Linked DNA regions of Homo sapiens: regions 1 and 2 are each linked to region 3. A link is a contact called in ENCODE Hi-C or POLR2A ChIA-PET data. All regions are on one chromosome and are shown on one strand. The core of a region is the stretch at or near the end of the contact, and the rest is flanking DNA. Distances in the headings are between cores, read along the strand shown.

Region 1 (4,244 bases), core at 618-3,117, 1.0 Mb before region 3:
GCACATCAGAAAAGTATTTAGTGTACAATTACCAATTTTAAATAGTTTTCAGTCAGGGTAGGCTTCCCTTGACTGTCTAACAAATTAAGTAATTTTAAATATTCTTTAAGTTTGAGAGATCTCTTAAAAATAAGGTTTGACCTTTTTAAAATAAATGTTAAAGATTCTTGTAGAATATATTTGGTAGCTGTAAACGCTTGGTACCAGATCTCATTGCCAACTCATGTCTTTCATTATATCAACACGTTTTATAAATATACACAATTTGTGCTCACTGGTACGTCAGACCATAAAATAAACGGGTATATATGCAACTACTGTACCTCTGCAGATTGGGAAATTATACTCTTTGGGCTATGTACACTTAATGTTTAAGAATAACAACAAATAATGCAGTCTCTGTACTGCCAAAATAAGAAAGAAAATTGAGGATACTGGCTTTTCAATGTATCTTTCAGGGAAAAATAACTGTCCTTATTTAAGCATGACTGTTGACCCCTATCAGTCCAGTTTTTGAACCAAGCGGGGGCCTTTTTCTAACTCTGAGAACACGTTGAATGAGCATCTTACTCCAGCCCACCCAAGTAACAAATTCTTTCTGTTAGGAATTGTGCTTGTGATTTTCCGAAGTTAATTTAACCCTGGATTTACCTGAGTCCATGAAATTACAAATCACACCATGTTAGATGGAATAGCATAATAATCAACAACACCGGCACTGGAGTCAGACTAAGGTGGTTCAGACCCTGCCTCCTATAGCTGCCACCTGTACATCCTTGGGCAAATCCCTTAATGTGCCTACCCCTCAGTCTCTTCATCTGAAATGAAGTTAACTGTAATACCTACCTTCTAGTTACGAGAACTGTGTGCTGCTCAAAGTGCTAGATGTATTATCCTCCTCATCATCGTCATTGGGAACTTAAAGAATTTTAATCTAAGAAAATACATTTTGGCCGATTGTAAAAGAAAACTAATTTATTAATATTGGTGTTGTAGCAGCTTCTGTGGTGACTCCAGAATTCATGTTGGAACTCATTCAATTCAGGTAGATAGAGTAATTACAGTTCACATTTATCTTGAAGCCTGACTGAGCTAAGCCCTTCGCATGGATTATTTCATTTTACCTCACAATGACCTTGAGGTGAGGTTTATTATTATTCCCACTTTACAGTTAAGGAAACTGAGGTTTGGAGAGTTTAAATAATAGCTAAGCCTAAGCTTACCTAGTGAGAATTGGACCTGTGTTAGGAACATAGGCAACCTAAATTCAGAGCTTCCAGAGCCAATCTACTTACAGCAGCTTTCTTAAATTAAAAAAAAAAAGAAAGAAAGAAAGAAACGATACATAAATTAAAAATTATTGGCCGGGCATGGTAGCTCATGCCTGTAACCCTAGCACTTTGGGAGGCAGAGGCAGGTGGATTGCTTGAGCTCAGAAGTTTGAGACCAGCCTGGGCAACATAGTGAAACCCCATCTCAATTTAAAATAATAATAATAATAATAAATTCTTGGGACACTATCAACTAATAGCTAGAGAAACTAATAGCTTAGAAAATTTATTTCCAAGGGACTTTTGTTAAGATACTATATTGTAGTCTGAGAATCAATGATTTTCAAAATAACACATTGCCCTATTACAGCAAAACTACACTTCAAATGTTCAAATTTCACACATTGTTAGAAATTTAAAATAAACTAAGCCAATTGGAAGACCTCAAAAAATATTTACAGAAAGAAAGACATTAACATTGTTTACCTGTTACTTGAATTGAAGGGAATAAGTTGAGAGCCAAGAGCAGCCTGAGCATCTTTGTCCTGACGATGGGCTAGGGTTCCAGCCCCTCCTCCCCGAGGAACCCGAAGTGTGAGGGGAACTGAAAGACGCACCTGCCAAGGCCTGAGAGTCTCCGTCATCCACGGCCACCACCACCGCCACCATCCCCTTAGGGCACATGATCAAGGCACTCAAACCACAAGGCATCCTGACTGCAGCATTTCACACAGGATATAACGTTGTTTTGATGACTTTAGACTTTTACTTCTATTTTTAAAGACTTTTTTTTTGTCACTGAAAAATAGTCGGTCACTACATGATGGGCTTATGGGAATTATTCTTTATTGATGGATATCAAGAGTTGTGTAAAAGGGGTGCTTGAAATCCAGCAGAGATTAAAGGGGAGACAAAGTGTTCTTAAGAAGGAACAGGCCGGGTGCAGTGGCTCACGCCTGTAATGCCAGCAATTTGGGAGGCCAAAGTGGGTGGATCATTTGAGGCCAGGAGGTCAAGACGAGCCTGGCCAACATGGTGAAACCCCGTCTCCATTGAAAATACAAAAAATTAGCCAGGCATCATGGTGGGTACCTGTAATCCCAGCTACTAGGGAGGCTAAGGCAGGAGAATCGCTTGAACCCAGGAGGTGGAGGCTGCTATGAGCCGAGATCATGCCACTGCACTCCAGCCAGGGCAACAGAATGAGAAAAGAAAGACAGAAAGAAAGAGAGAAAGAAAAGAAAAGAAAAGAAAAGAAAAGAAGGAAAGAAGGAAGGAAGGGGAGAGAGAAAAAAGAAAGGAAGAAAGAAAGAGAGAGAAAGAGAAAGAAAGAAAGAAAGAAAAGAAAGAAAGAAAGAGAAAGAAAGAAAGAAAGAAAGAAAGAAAGAAAGAAAGAAAGAAAGAAAGAAAGAAAGATGGAAAGAAAGAAAGAGGGAGGGAGGGAAGGAAGGAAGGGGGAGAGAGAGAAAGAAAGAATAAAGTCTCTAGCAGAGGAGAGATTTTCATAGGATGGGGACAGGTTGTGTCAAAAAGATAATGGTAAGAATTCTACTGAGGAATTGGGAAACATCTGCATAAACGTTTAAAGGAGTTACAAATATTAGAAATGTAACATTTGTGTAGGACATAAGGTAGCCCTCTGGAGCATTTAGCACACAGTGCTTGATTTATGTCAAGCCTCCTCCAACTCACTTCTAGGAACTTTGCAAAACCCATTCTACGTGCAAGCAGCCAGCCAGCTGAGTATCTGGGGGAGGTTCCCTAAGCAAAGGGAAAGTCAAAACAACATTCTATGTTCTTAGTGGGACAGTAAGGCAACCAAAAGCCCCTTGGTGTCTCATGCTCTCTATGTCCCTCAAGGTTAAGTAATAGGGCACAAAAGGAGGCTCCGTGGCAGGATTTCTGAGATTCATAACCACCACCCGACTGCACCCTTCTTCAACTCCCAGGCCCTTTGCAGAGAGGGTTATTCCACCAGCACGGCCAACTGCTCTCTTCTTCCGGCACCTACGTCAGTATCTTGTACTCAATGACTTCTTCAAAACTTTTCCAGTAATTTTTTTCTTCTTTTTGATAATCTAAGCTTTGTGCAATTACTCTAGTTGGGGGTTTTGTGTATGTGGGTTGTTTTAAAAGATAACTTGTATTGCTTTTTATTCTGACTATAAAAGTAAGGCATATTTCATTGAGAATGTTTAGAAAAATTATAAGCATTAAAACAAGATTCATCCACATTCTTACCACCCTAATATAAACACTGCTAATATTCTGGTCCACTGCCTTCCACCTGTTGGTCTGTTAAGATTTTTACATGTTTAATATCATGTTTTACTTATAGTTTTCATCAGATATGTACTATTATTTGTTATATCTTGAACATTTTCCCATGTCATTTAAGTATCTTTATAAACATTATTTGTAATTGATGCATAATATTCCATTCTCTAATTATATCATAAATTGTTTAACAAACCCCTAGTGTTGTTACCTTTTTTTCTTCGCTATTTTAAAATGCTACAGTCAAACTCTTTGATGACCTAGCTGTAAGAGGAGGCAGGCTTCATGTCCCTCCCTCCTGATCTGATAAATGACAGATCAAAAGTATTTCCTGTCCTGGTAGACCTTCTTTGTTCACACTTCAATTTTCCCACAAACACAGTCTTTGTGAACCCCTCTTACTAACACATCTTTTGGTCCTTTGGAGAAATTTGTCCTTGGAAATGATTCACTCACACTTCTGAACTATAGGTAAGTGACAAAGCTATGCCCTGAGTCCTGGAGAAGATTCACTTCTAGAATTTGACACAGTCTTCCTGGCTCTGATCCTCTATCCAGTTAGGGGAACCCATGCCTTCCCCAGGGCCTGAAGTCTATCTGGGGGAAAATTTACAGATGGCAAGGTGACCTTTCCTAAAAGGTCATCCATATTCTAGAGCCACCAGCCTACCCAGATCTTAAAACAAGAGGCTCTGA
Region 2 (4,094 bases), core at 456-2,955, 1.0 Mb before region 3:
TTCATATCAGTTCAATGGGAGCATAGGAAGGGGAGGAGGCGCATAGGAGATGGTACTCCTGGGACTCCCAGGTCAGGGTGAGAATAAAGCCATGAACCCAGATCAGATTGCAGGCAGCTCTTCCCCACCTGTCCCTTAAATCTTGGCATTTTTCCATTGTTGGAGTTCGAGGTGGCTAATAAATTACTCCTTCCTACTTGCTAATTCAGTTCTAAATCCTATAAGACAGACCAAGAAAGACAAAGGAGTCAGGCAGACAGAGAGGAAAATATCGCTGATAGAGGGCTACCCGAGAACGTGGCTGAGCCGTGCAGTCACAACAAGCACCCCAGAATTATTAGGCAGACCTACCCACCCATCACAGTTCTTGCCCAGAAACCACAGGTCCCACCTCCAGGGAGAGAGTCTTTACCACTAAGCTACCACATGGCCCAGAGCAGGACACTTGCTTTCTGCAGGGAGGCAGGTCCCCAAGGTGGGAGCAGGTGGCAGCAGGAGGCAGAGGGAGAAAGACTGAAGACATAAGCAGTAGAGGATAATTTGCAGGAGAAAAAAACGAGGCAATGAGAAATGGCCCTAGGACGCCAGATAATACTTTAGCATTCATTAAACAGGAGCAAGCTTCCTTTGAGACTATCACACTTGTCTAGGAAAACAGAAGTTATAGCAGTTATACATTAACTAGCGTTGATCAGGCACTTTTCAATTCACACATGTTATCTCACAGAACTACTGTATAGGAGTAATTATTATTATTCCATTTGATAGATGGAAAGATCTAGTAAGTAGCAGAAAAGGATTCAAACACAATCCTTCCAGTCTAAGATTGTAATCTTGGAAAAGCTGATGGATTCTTTGACTCTGGCTTCTTGCTCTTTGCGATTAAACCATCACTTCAGAATGAGCTTCCGCCAGACTGTGTGAATGAGTGAAAGGGGCATTATCAGAAACCATCGTTCGGTTTGTGTGGTGGAGGGTGGGAAGTGGAGGATGGGGGTGAGTGAATGGCCTCATTTGCCACCAGTGTATGTGTTCCCTTTTCTCTGCCACTTTGCCAACATCTGTTATTTTTTGACTTGTTAATAATAGCCATTTTGACTGATGTGAGATGGCATCTCATAGTGGTTTGATTTGCATTTCTCTGATGATTAGGGATGTTGAGGATTTTTTATATGCTTGTTTGCTGCATGTACGTCTTCTTTTGAGAAGTCTCTGTCCTTTGCCCAATTTGTAATGGGGTTGTTTCTTTTTTGCTTGTTGAATTATTTAAGTTCCTTATAGATTCTGGGCATTAGACCTTTGTCAGATGCAGTTTCTGAGTTTTTCTAGTTTTAAATTGTCTTGTGATACTAAGAAGAATTTTTATTTGATTAACTGGAGACAGACCCTGCTTGCAAGTTCAATTTCTAAAATACCTGAAGAAATGAACAAACATTTCTTCTTCCCTCTCTCTTTCCTCCCTTCAAGCTGCAGAAATAGAAGCATTTTAATTTCAGCAGAAGGGAGTGAAGGTGGAGTGTTTACTCTGGGTCCACCCTCAGACATTTGGGAAACAAGGCTAACTTCTCAGGGCTTGCTGGTGATGCTGTGTCTCTATTGAGAAATTCGGACTTCCTAAAAATAGCAACCATAAGGTGCTGAGCAATGAGGGGTGGCAGACAGGCTAGTGATTTGCATTCCGCTTGCAGATGTTGTCCCAGAGGACTCTGAGGCTACCGCCCAAGGGAATAGGGAGGGCTCTGGCTGGCTGAATGGACTTTCTCCAGGTCCTAGAGGTCAGAGTTTCGAGAAAATTATGTCCATTCTTTTCCCAGATCTCTACTTAGGGAAGGTTTATGGAAATGCACAATATGTACCCAAGATTGTGGGTTTGTTCTCGCAGATCTCTCTCTAAGCTCTCTAGATCTATTACTGTCTTTTTATTTCTCAGAAATTCAGTCTACAAGCTGGACAAAGTTATGTATGTGTTTCTGTGCAAGCATGAGGTTAAGTACTTATTGCCTTTTCCCTTTTTCTACTCAGTCAGTATGCAAAAAAAGTCTCATATGAAAGTGGATATGCGGGCATTTTGTCCCCAACATTCCTCTTACATCCACCTGGCAAGACTATGTCCAATAAGTCTGACAGCTCTTAACCTTTTTTGTGTCAGGGACCCCTTTGGTGGTCTGGAAGCCTAAAGACCCCTTCTCACAATCATGTTTTGAAATGCATAAAATAAAATACATTGGATTGCAAAGAAAACTGAAAGTTTTGAAATGTAGTTTTCAAATATTTTTTTAAAAACAAATGTTCATGATATAGTAATAAATATGCTTCATTAACATATTAAATCTAGCTATGGTATGATAACTACCATAATTTTTTTTTTTTGAGACAGAGTCTCGCTCTGTTGCCCAGGCTGGAGTACAGTGGCACAATCTCGGCTCACTGCAAGCTCCACCACCCAGGTTCATGCCATTCTCCTGCCTCAGCCTCCCAAGTAGCTGGGACAACAGGCCCCGCCACCACGCCGAGCTAATTTTTTGTATTTTTAGTAGAGACGGGGTATCACCATAGCCAGGATGGTCTCAATCTCCTGACCTCATGAGCCACCCGCCTCGGCCTCCCAAAGTGCTGGGATTACAGACGTGAGCCACCGCATCCAGCCGATAACTACCATAATTTTGAAGTAGTGGTAAGCATAAGTAATATTTTGAGATACTTGGAACAACTATAATGTGACATGAAAATATCTGTGATTCTATTGATGACAAAGTGACAAGTACTGCAAAAAATACTGTGGTTTGTTACTTAAATATATCATTGAAATGTTAAATTTCAGTTGGAGAGGATAATGAAAAGGAAGGTATAATTTTTTTCTCAACCAAGTTTACATTGGACACCTAGTTAAGAACCCCTGAATACATTAGTATATCCGGTTCCCATCAGCATCTCATCTACCCACACATGGATGGCACACACACATACACACTCACAAACACACACACGCACACTACTGCATTCCCTATGGTCTCAATACTGGAATCTGGCAGCATTTTAATGACAACCATAAAGGACACTTCCCAGATGGTTTATGCAGTGAAAGATCAAGGAGCAGAAAGGGCAAATAACATTGTAGACCTCAGTAGCAGAATTCTCTGTAGCCTCCAGTTCCAAATACTAGTTGGGTGTGGATGGCCGCTCCCAACCATGGTTTTCTCCTTTCCTCATGATACCTGGACCAGAATGATAAGCTCTGCAGTTTCACATGTACTTGTTTTACTCCCACATTTTAGATAAAGTCCAACATTCCATTCTACTTACTATTACTCAGCAAGGTAGAACATGTAGTATCTGAGATTACATGTGCAGTGGGAGGACCACACTCAAGCTCAGACCTCTTGCTGTGGATAATGATGTAAAGCTTCCTGAGCGCTCTGCAAACAGTCAACATCTACCATTTGATATACTGTCCTTGACAATAGATCCAAAAATCCTTAGAGGACTTCTGCCAGTTAGGACACACTCACCCCCTCACTCACTCTGCTATAGACTCATGGGCATTGTTCTCTAGCCTCTAAAACACCAATTTATTTTAGGCCTGAGGTCTTTAACATGAGTTTTTTTCCTCTAAAATGTTCTTCCCCTTTACTCATCCCAGGCCTTTTCCTTCCTCCTGACAGTTATTTCTCACCCCCTATGTACTTCCATTTCATCCTTACCTCAATATCTAGTTTATTTTTCATAACTGGCCACATAAAACATAATTATTTTATGTATTTTGTTTATTTGTCTGACTCTTCCATTAAAGGCTGAACTTTTTTTTTTTTTTTCTTGAGACAGAGTCTCACTCTGTTGCCCAGGTTGGAGTGCAGTGGCGCAATCTCAGCTCATTGCAACCTCTACCTCCTTGGTTCAAGTGATTCTCATGCCTCAGCCTCTCGAATATCTGGGATTACAGGAGTGTGCCACCACGCCTGGTTAATTTTTGTATTTTTCAGTAGAGATGGGGTTTCAGTATGTTGGCCAGGCTGGTCTCAAGCTCCTGGCCTTATGTGATCCACCCGCCTTGGCTTCCCAAAGTGTTGGGATTACAGGCACGAGCCATCGCACCC
Region 3 (4,108 bases), core at 1,276-3,775:
TCTGCAAGAAGGGAGGAACTTTTGGCATATATTATTCCTTATTTTGGTGTTCTTTCAAATTATCCAACTTGGTAGGATACCTATTCGTAATAGGTTTAATGTTGACTAAATTATATTATATATAACACTGTGAGAAGACTTTAAAAACATGGTCCCCAAAACGAAGCAGACATGAGTTGAAATCCCACATTTAGAAATTCTCTGAAACATTAAATTACTTAGTTCTCTTGGACTGAGTATTCTCATTTATGAAATGGAAATAAACACAGCCCTTAGAGGCATATATTTAATGCATGAGACATGCATTCAAATATTACTTTCTTTCCTTTTTCTTTGCTGATACAGAAAATAAAACTTGACCCAAAATCTACCATCCTATACCACACTTTAGAAAATGTTCTTTTATTTTATTTATTTATTTATTTATTTATTTATTTATTAGGAACAAGATCTCACTCTGTAGCCCAGGCTAGAGTACAGTGACACAATCAGAGTTCACTATACCTTCTTTTTCTTTTTTTTTTTTTTTTTTTGAGAGAGAGTCTCGCTCTGTCACACAGTCTGGAGTGCAGTGGCGTGATCTCAGCTCACTGCAACCTCCACTTCTCAGGTTTACGCAATTCTCCTGCCTCAGCCTCCGAAGTAGCTGGGATTACAGGCACCCGCCACTATGCCCAGATCAGAGTTCACTGTACCTTCTAACTCCAGGGCTCAAGCCATCCTCCCACCTCAGCCTCCCAAGTAGCTAGGACTACAGGTGCATGCCACCGCATTTAATATATAAATATTTTTATATCTTTATATATGTATCTAAATATATAAATATTAATATATATTATATTGTATATTATATAAAAATATATAAATATATATTATATAATATAATATGTATGTATTATATAATTATATATTTATATATTTTTATAAAATATATATTTTATAAAAATATTTTTTATATAAATATATTTTTATAAAATATATGATATATATTTACAATATATATATATTTTAAAGATGGAGCCTTACTGTGTTGCCTAAGCAAACTCCTGGCCTCAAGCAATCTTCCCATCTGGGCCTCCCAAAGTGCTAGAATTACAGGCATGAGCCACCATGCCTGGGAACAGTGATTTTACTTCTAATACTACTCTACTACTATCCTCACTATTATCACCCTATAACCTCAATCCACTACTCTTTTCTGTGGTTCAGCCATGCTAGCTGTCCACTTCACTACTTATCAATTATCTCCTCATCTGTCAATATCCCAAAGGCCTCCAAAGACTGAAACCTAGCAGAAAAAAATATAGCCAGCATACTACTTCAACTTGAGTAGAAATAGGTAATTTAACTTAGGTTATCTAGTTTAGTTTAGATCCCTACACTATCTAGTGGGGCCAAATGGCTAAGGTTTATCTTGAGATTGGTCTAAAACATAACACCAGTACCATTCAGGAATACCTTGACACAGTTATTCCTCTCTACATAATTATCACCTTCATTGTAATAATTGGATTCAAGAACAGAGCAATATTATTTCTATGGAAAAAGAGACAGCACATGCGCGCGCACGCACACACAAACACAGACACACACACACAGACACACAGACACACATACACAAAGCTTTTTTTCTTTAAGCTGCCTCAAAAAGAAATACTTAGGCCGGGCGTGGTGGCTCATGCTAATAATCCCACCACTTTGGGAGGCCGAGGCGGGTGGATCACTTGAGGTCAGGTGTTCGAGACCAGCCTAGCCAACATGGTGAAACCCCGTCTCTATTAAAAATATGATAATTAGCCAGGTATGGTGGCACGTGCCTGTAGTCTCAGCTACTCGGAAGGGTGAGGCAGGAGAACTGCTTGAACCCAGGAGGCGGAGGTTGCAGTGAGCCAAGATCGCACCACTGCACTCCAGCCTGGGCGACAAAGCAAGACTCCATCTCAAAAAAAAGAAAAATTTACTAAAGTAACTCAAATAGAGGCCTGGAGCAAGTCCCAGTTTTTACGACATTTTTACTCTATTTTTAAACTCTTTAAAAATCATTTCACTTTATTTTAAATCACTGCTACAACACAGATTTTCGATCTGCATTTTTATTATAGAAATGAAACATACTGGCCGGGCGTGGTGGCTCACACCTGTACTCCCAGCACTTTGGGAGGCCGAGGCAGGTGGATCACGAGGTCAGGAGATCGAGACCATCCTGGCTAACACGGTGAAACCCTATCTCTACTAAAACTACAAAAAATTAGCTGTCCCAGCTACTCAGCGGGCTGAGGCAGGAGAATCACTTGAACCCGGGAGGCAGAGGTTGCAGTGAGCCAAGATCGCGCCACTGCACTCTGGCCTGGGCAGCAGAGCGAGACTCTGTCTCAAAAAAAAAAAAAAAAAAGAAATGAAACGAAACATGTTATTTCAAAATAGTCAAAAACCAGAAGTGAATACAGTAGAAAGTGAAAGTTGTCTGTAACATACCCCCACATCCCACCCACCAGTGAAAACCCAGCTAGCAGTGTCAAAATATAAACATACATAGTACATGCTCAGATACAATTTAAAAAAAAATGTGGCTGGCTGAACTTCTCTGACTCTTCAAGCCTTCTGTCTGCCATCCTCACCTAGAATTATGACTGTACATATGGTACATATGTGTGTGCGTTTGTGAACGTGTAACACCAATAAACATTTTACCAAAGTATTTTTCCAATGCAAACTTCAATGAGTCAACATTTTTTAAATTAGTTTTCTGAAAACCATAGGTAAACTGTTTCTATTTTTTTTCAATTTTCATGTTTATTTTGCTAACATAACTTCCGTTTCAATTGTTTTTAATGTAAAGTTTATAATAAAGACCCAATCTGCTTTTGACTATATCAGATTTTCTCAACAAAGTCTCTATCATCAAAAGGTTTGCTTTGTAACAATACCATTCCCAATTTAAGCAAACTATGCAGACACAAATTGCAGAATGAATGTTTTCTTCTGTCAAATTTTAGTCATAACAAATGTTGCCATAATACATATTTATAGCTATTTGTTTGTGTTTGTAATATTTATATCAATAAGTCACTACCAGTGAGTAGGATGAATGGTTTGTATTAGTTTCTTAGCTGACTACAGTAGGCAGAATTTTAAAATGGTCTCCCAAGATTTCCTGTCCTGCCAGTTTCCATGGCTCACGCCTGTAATCCCAGCACTTTGGGAGGCCAAGGCAGGCAGAACACCCGAGGTCAGGAGTTCGAGACCGGCCTGGTCAACATGGTGAAACCCTGTCTCTACTAAAAATACAAAAATTAGCCAGGCATGGTGGCATGCACCTGTAGTCCCAGCTACTCAGGAGGCTGAGGCAGGAGAATTGCTTGAATCTGGGAGGCAGAAGTTGCAGTGAGCCGAGATTGCACCACTGCACTCCAGCCTGGGTGATAGAGTGAGACTCTGTCTCAACAACAACAACAAAAAGAGGATTTCCTGTCCTAATCCCCAGGACTGAAAACACAACGAGATATCACATCCACGATTACATCATGTGCCAAGAGAGATTCTGTAGATGAAATTAAGGTTGCTAATCAGTTAGTAGTGAGTTATTAATGGGGAGATTATCCAGGAGGGCCCAATCTAATCACAAGTGCCCTTTAAAAATAGAAAGTTTTCTTTGGCTGGCTGCAGAAGAGCAAGTAAAAAAGATTCTATATGAGAGATATTCCACTGCTGGCTTTGAAAATTGAGAGGGTTGGCCAACTATAACCCCAGCACTTTGGGAGGCTGAGGTGGGAGGATCACTTGAGCCCAGGAGGCAGAGGTTGCAGTAAGCTTAGATCACACCACTGCACTCCAGCTGGGCAGCATACGAAACTCTGTCTCAAAAAAAAAAAAAGAAAAAAGAAAATTGAGAGGGTCATGTGGAAAAGATATGAGAGCCGCCTCAGAGCTGAGAGTGACCCCTAAAGCTAACAGTCCACGACAATGCAGTCATCTCAGTCCTATCACCTCAAGGAACTGGATTCTGTCAACTCCATGAATGAGTTTGGAAGCACCTTCTTCCCCACCAAAGTCTCCAGATAAAAGCCAAACCCAGCTTGATCTTGATATTGGCTTTTGAGACCCTGAG

Evidence for each region. Hi-C counts contacts between places; a loop is a spot of excess contacts on that map. ChIA-PET counts read pairs that join two places held with the same protein, here RNA polymerase II (POLR2A). Pooled maps may share reads with other maps.
Region 1: a pooled map shows a loop between it and region 3 (2.7-fold over the local background). The contact joins the promoter of CD28 here to the enhancer-like site in region 3. A Hi-C loop is called at or near these places in 1 of 50 pooled maps. POLR2A ChIA-PET finds 5 or more read pairs at or near these places in 2 of 52 experiments (OCI-LY7 and activated naive CD4-positive, alpha-beta T cell).
Region 2: a pooled map shows a loop between it and region 3 (2.5-fold over the local background). The contact joins two enhancer-like sites. A Hi-C loop is called at or near these places in 1 of 37 single-sample maps with no recorded cell type and 1 of 50 pooled maps. POLR2A ChIA-PET finds 5 or more read pairs at or near these places in 1 of 52 experiments (activated naive CD4-positive, alpha-beta T cell).

Annotation. Positions count from the first base shown.
Region 1 is chr2:203,704,262-203,708,505 of GRCh38, reverse strand. It overlaps CD28 (CD28 molecule), which reads right to left and starts at 1,867. Exons shown (of 4, transcript NM_006139.4): 1 at 1,758-1,867. The coding sequence starts at 1,809. RefSeq lists an enhancer at 1,838-1,987.
Region 2 is chr2:203,686,567-203,690,660 of GRCh38, reverse strand. No RefSeq gene overlaps it. Among named protein-coding and RNA genes, the nearest start is that of CD28, 18 kb to the left of the region's middle. Within about 2 kb of position 1,705, at least 10 of the 41 ENCODE cell types and tissues checked have a DNase peak (open chromatin) inside an H3K27ac peak, as active enhancers do.
Region 3 is chr2:202,664,953-202,669,060 of GRCh38, reverse strand. The region is part of intron 1 of FAM117B (family with sequence similarity 117 member B); the gene reads right to left. Among named protein-coding and RNA genes, the nearest start is that of FAM117B, 32 kb to the right of the region's middle. RefSeq lists an enhancer at 2,553-2,632. Within about 2 kb of position 2,525, at least 5 of the 41 ENCODE cell types and tissues checked have a DNase peak (open chromatin) inside an H3K27ac peak, as active enhancers do; they include OCI-LY7, where a contact is called at or near this core.